2 separate regions of the Homo sapiens genome follow, and region 1 is linked to region 2. The links are chromatin loops, found by intact Hi-C in ENCODE. Cell type or tissue: Calu3. All regions are shown on one strand. Each heading gives the region's core, and the rest is flanking DNA. Links, peaks and the distances in the headings are about the cores only.

Region 1 (2,910 bases), core at 100-2,599, 370 kb after region 2:
AAATACAGCCCTACCATGCATATTTGAAATGTATATTATCTTATTATAAATTACCTACTGTGTATTTCTCCTTTAACATTGTAGTTTGAACATTATGGTTTCTTTTTTAATTTTGTGCATAGTAAGTTACGTAATCCACAGATTTTATTTCAGGAGAGTAAAGTTATATTACAAAATATTTGTTACAATAAGGCAGCGGTTTGGGTCTGATATTTTTGAAATTAATGAGTTAAGTTTGAGTGTTTTAAGTACTAGCCTTCAGTTATTTTTGAATCGTGATAGCCAGATAAAGTGTCACTAAATTATTTTTTTAACTTGGAATGTGGGACAGGAAGGATGGAGTTTCATGCTTCAGGAAGCAGTGAAAAATCACAAAACCTCTGTACTGCTAGACCCAACACTTTTCCAGATCCCCAAACTATCTCTATCACCCTCCTTTCATGGCAAATTTGCATATGCATTATTGTCAGAATTTTGAACTTATTTTACAACCATATACACAGAATTCTTTTCTAGCTTGCTGCTTAACTGAACAGATGGTGCAGTTTCCCAGCCCAGCAGCTGGAGGGGACCGAGGATGCGCTCGGCACACAGTAGGAGCACCATAAACGTTGATTGACTGAGTTCATTGAGGCGGTTGACGCCAGGCCATCCACTCCCACGCGGTACTCTTATCTTTCTCCAGGCCCACACCCCTGGCCCGAGAGGCGGTAGCTGGGAGCAGATGGCGAGTCCCGGGTGCCAGGTGTACTGCACTCCAGGCGCGGTCTGGGGCACTGGGTTCTACGGTCCCTGCCCCACCCCTCCCATCCCTATGAGTTCCCCCAAAGCTGTCTGCGCCAAGTGTGACGTCTGACTACGGCGGGAACATGGGAGGGGAAGGGCTGGAAGAAAGGAGATCGGTTGCCTGGCGAGGGGGCCCGTGCGTCCTACAGTCGCTACCCGCCACGCACGCGTCCCTCTCCTCCTGACCCGCGTCACTTAGCAGCCAATGCGGTCTCCGTGCCTTCCCACTTCCCCGCAATCAAGCGCCTTTCTTCCTCCGCCTCCCCTCTTTCTGTTATCTGACATTTTGCTCTGCTTCCCTCTGCCCACTCCCCAGCGGGATTCCCTCCCTGGCAGACGCGCGCGCCCCAGCCCGCCCTCGCACAACCTCCAATAGCAGGTCAACTGGCTTGTAACGCTGGCTTAGGGTTGCTCTTGAAGTGTTTTTCCAAAAGCGAAATCACCCGCTTTCCCCCACGGGGCTAAAACTGTAATTGCAACAACGGGCTGTTGCGTTGGGGGTGGGAAGCCCGTCGGGCGTGCCCCACCTAGACCGCCTGCTGGGGCCACTGGGGTGGTTTTGCCGCCCCCTCAACCCCTGCCACCCCGGGTCGAGTAGGCAGCTCCACCCGGACGCTTGCGCCAGGGCCTGACTGCCGCGGCTGCCAGCGGAAAGGCAGAGACCAGCTGATCCAAGGAGGACAAAGCGAGCCGAGACCTTCCGCAGAGCTTGGCTTCCTCGTAACTGCGCCCAGGGCGCAGCCTCTCCCTGTTAACTACCTGCCATATGTTCCCTTCTCTCAGACCCGAAACCGCCTCCTACAGGTGCTGGGGACTGAATCTGGAGCTTCGGGCGCGGCCCTTGACAAGGGCGCCTGGCACCCTGGGGCGCCTCCGTGGCCCTCGCAAACTCAGAGAGCCCCCACCGTCCAGTCTTTCCTGCACGAGCGAGGGATCGAGGGAAGGCGCCAATGCACGTCTGTCCCTCCGTGATCCGCGCAGAAGGGACGCTTGAAGACTGGGGTGCAATGAATTGTCGACTTCCCTCAGCTCTCAGCCCTTTTCCTCCCCCCGCGCGCCGTGCACGCGCAGCCTGCTCTGCCCTTCTGAAAGAGACGCTGCAGCTGCGCTCTCAATGGGGCCTCAGCCTGCGGGGTCCGGGGAGGGGATGAAGTGGGTGGTTGCCCAGCCGGTGTACGAAGGTCGTGTGCCTGCCGAAGAGTGGGTCCCACACGCACAGCGCGCGCCGTACCAACCAAGCAAGGCTCACAGAGAGCATTTAGTCGTCCAGAGCAAAGGATGCTGGGCACTCAAGAGAGCAGGGGGCCAAGTGGCTGTCAGTTCTGGTCAGTGACGGAACTGGACAGCATCTCCAAGGGCCAGGGGATGGGGTAGGAGGACGGAGGAGCCAAGCTCCTGGGAAACGACCCCCCCAACCTATCCGCGACCGGTTGCAAATTCAAAGGAGGGCTGGGAGCCCGCGAGGGTGCGGGAGGTGTCCTCGCTTGGGCTGCGTCTGCGCCCGCGTTTGTGTGTGTGTGCGCGCGCGTGTCTTCAGCTCCTTCCCCGGTCGTAAAACCTAAACGGAAGACGGGTGTTAAAATGCTGCTGACAGGATCGCCTGAAACATGTTTACAGTAGGAAGGACTTTCCTCCAGAAAGCACAGTCTGAGTCGATTCCAATTTATTTCCTCCCTGTAACTGTAAGCGAAAGGAGAGGTTCGGCTGCCGCGGCGGAGCGAGGCTGAGCACCATTAATCCTTGGCGAGCTTAAGCCAGGGAGAGCGCCGTGCCTGCGAGACCGAGTCGCTGCGCTCCGGAAGGCGTTCTGCCTGAAGGAAACCTCTTTTTTTTTTTTTTTTTTTTTTTTTTTTTTTGAGTAGGGAGTGGCCTTTGCACTGGAGTCCTTAAGTAAGGCGCGTCGTTTCTCTGCAGCCGCTCTCGGAAGCCGGAGAAACTGCATTCACTTTAGCAAGAAGACAGGGAAACTGAAATTGATAATCCCCCGAGTTGGGTTACCTGATCCAGACAGGAAGCTGGTCTAGGCTTCCCCCGTCACCCGGAGCTCCTGACAAGTGAGCAGGAGGCGGCGGGTGGTTGCCCTAAACTTTGATTTATGAAAAAAAATCAGAATTCATCGACATA
Region 2 (2,910 bases), core at 106-2,605:
CTCTTGGTATCTGTGGGGGATTGGTTCCAGGACCCCCGATGGGTACCAAAATTCATGGATGTTCAAATTCCTTATATAAAATGACATAGTTTTACATATAAACTACCCACATTTTCCCATGTATTATCTCTAGATGACTTTTGATATCTAATACAATGCCTACACATCTCTTCAGATTCATGGATTCAACATAGTATTCAGTGTGTGACAAATTCAAGTTTTGCTTTTTGGAATTTTGTGGAATTTTTCCCCCCTGAGTGTTTTCTATTTGTGGTCAGTTGAACTTGTGGGTGTGGAACCCACAAATATGGAGGACCAATTGTATAAACCATGTAATTTTTCCTAACTAGTTTATCTGCATTTTCCAAGCTGCAAAACTATCATGGTGATATGTAGGAAACATTTTACATATTAGCTTCTCATTTATGAGATTCTTTGAGATAGAGAAAAGCACCTGCCGTCTCCTTTATTCGTTTTATGCAGTTTATAGAGCTCAGTGATGCTGAAACCGTATTTCCAGTGTCACTGAAAATGATACTAAGAACAGGATGAGAGGGTTGTATTGTAATAACAGCTAACATCACACATGTCTTCTTTTTCATTTAAAATACAAACCAAACATCTGCCAACACACTTTCATGGTTACCTAGTTGGAATGAAACCCTTAGGAACAATTATTTTGAGTTGAACTGATGACTTAAAGATGAAGTTTAATACACCCAATTGTTATGTTTGTGAACATCCTGGCTCAGTGCTTCCTGTGTGCGCTGCATGGAATGAGAATGGTTTCGGGTGTGAGAGACTATTGAAAAGATTTCTTCATCAGTAAAGCATCTTGACCCAATTCACCTTTTATTTCTTCAACTTTGCCACACCTGTGGGGCAGCTTTCATTCATACTGATGCTTATCTCCAGCCACTAATGAGGAATAGATGAGTTCAGGTTTCTACTACTATCATGAATGTTGGGATTACAGGCTTCATGGTTCTAAGTGTGCCTCTTGGTTCCTTTTTTATGTTAAAGCTCGTGCGTGCGTGCGTGTGTGTGTGTGTGTGTTTGCGAGCACATGTGCACTTGTCCATATATCTTAGGCTGATATTTAGTTAGCAGAAGAGACTTAAATGACAAGTTCTAGAATAATTTCCAAATTTCCAAACTTTGACCCAGTAAATAACTAACTTGTGTTTTCCTTATGTGCAGTTACTAAGAGAACCTTTTCTACGTACCTCTCTTTGGAGAAAAAAATTTAAACAATGAGGAAGCAGTAAAGATAAATGTATCTCCAGCTAAGGTGCCAGATCTCTGATAGCATACCTTCTTGGCAGGGCTTACTTTGTGGAATTGGAGAAGTTATGTATAAACAAATGCCAGCGCACCACTGTTGGCAAAGATTTCTATACTGTGTTATTAATTCTAGATCTGGTTCTTCTGTCCTACACCCTCCCCTTATTTTGGTAAATGTAACAAGCCAAAAATTAGGAAACTATTATAAGCTCATTTGAGTGAATATTTGTTACTAAGCCAAAGATTAAGACAGCTAAAAATGAAGGTATTCAGATAGAAGCCCACAGCTGGAGTGTCGAGAATGCATTACAAAGCCTGAGGGGCCACCTTTGCTCATTCCTTCTTATGAAGGTCTGATGCAGCAGTTCCTGTTAGGGATGCTTACCTTAGGAGGTGCTTCCTGAAGTTTATACTGGAGAGATTAAAATATAATTGTGGGCCAGGCACGGTGGCTCATACCTGTAATCCCAGCACTTTGGGAGGCCGAGGTGGGTGGATCACCTGAGGCCAGGAGTTCAAGACCAGCCCAGACAACATGGTGAAACCCCATTTCTACTAAAAATACAAAAATTAGCTGGGCGTGGTGGCACATGCCTGTAATCCCAGCTACTCGGGAGGCTGAAGCAGGAGAGTCACTTGAACCCGGGAGGCGGAGGTTGCAGTGAGCCAAGATCACACCACTGCACTCCAATCTAGGTGACAGAGCGAGACTCTATCTCAAAAAATAAAAATAAAATGTAATTGTGATAGAGATAGCTTATAATTTTGTATTCAATACCAGAATTTTTTTCATGGAGGGGAAACAAGGTCTTTCTCTGTCACCCAGGCTGGAGTGCAGTGGTGCCATCACAGCTCACTGCAGCCTCCACCTCCTGGGCTCAAGTGATCCTCCTACCTTAGCCTCCCGAGTAGCTGGGACTACAAGCACATGCCACAATACCCAGCTAATTTTGTATTTTTTGTAGAGAGGGGGTTTCGCCATGTTGCCCAGGTTAGTGTAGAAGTCCTGGGCTCCAGCAGTCCACCCACCTTGGCCTCCCAAAATGCTGGGATTACAGGTGTGAGCCACCATGCCCAGCCAATTTCAAGATTCTTTTCTATAGTATACTGTACTGCATAATGTATGTTTTAAGATTGTTTCCTTGCATTGGTCACATATTTGGTTTCAGTAGGTTTTCTGCAGAGCCCATATGTTCAGGCATGGTGGGGGGAAAAAAGCCTGTTCTAAACTCTAATTTATCCTGAGATCTGAGCTATCAAACAATTTTTTCTTCATCCCTGTTAGATTGCACTTCAAGCTCTTAACAGTGCCTCTGAGCCATGAGAAAAATTTACACATGAGAAATGTTTTGAAGCCATTAAAGTAAGTTCAGAGCTTAAGAGTTGCTTTCACATCTCTTGAGTCAGATGAAATGCGGGCTTACAGAGAGTAATAATTAGGTGATGGGCAGATGCCAAGCTTTGTTTTTTGATACGATTATCTCTGTCTTTCATTTGGCACCGTTCAAGTCTGCAGGTTGGGCATTCTGAAAGAGAGGGATCACTGAGACCACACAGGGGCACATCAGATCTGTTCCTTTGGTGGACGTCAAGGCAGAATTACTCAGAATATAATCTGAAATGCAT

The links. A loop is a pair of places that touch in the nucleus more often than their neighbours do. Peaks named below come from ENCODE experiments on the same cell type or tissue, not always from the same donor. Only the 100,000 strongest peaks of a DNase experiment are listed, where the experiment ranks them.
Region 1: it touches region 2 in a loop (9-fold over the local background); 5 of 110 quality-filtered maps call a loop at or near these places.

Annotation. Positions count from the first base shown.
Region 1 is chr6:21,586,354-21,589,263 of GRCh38, forward strand. No RefSeq gene overlaps it. Among named protein-coding and RNA genes, the nearest start is that of SOX4, 5.9 kb to the right of the region's middle. RefSeq lists enhancers at 254-786, 1,427-2,084, 2,852-2,910 and silencers at 782-841, 982-1,061. In Calu3, for the core only: CTCF peaks have their summits at 1,242 and 1,444; DNase peaks (open chromatin) are centred at 1,438, 1,798, 2,218, 2,548 and 1 weaker place.
Region 2 is chr6:21,219,164-21,222,073 of GRCh38, forward strand. All of the region lies in intron 15 of CDKAL1 (CDKAL1 threonylcarbamoyladenosine tRNA methylthiotransferase), which reads left to right. Among named protein-coding and RNA genes, the nearest start is that of LINC00581, 290 kb to the right of the region's middle. In Calu3, for the core only: no CTCF peak of the experiment used is centred there; DNase peaks (open chromatin) are centred at 928, 1,338 and 1,628.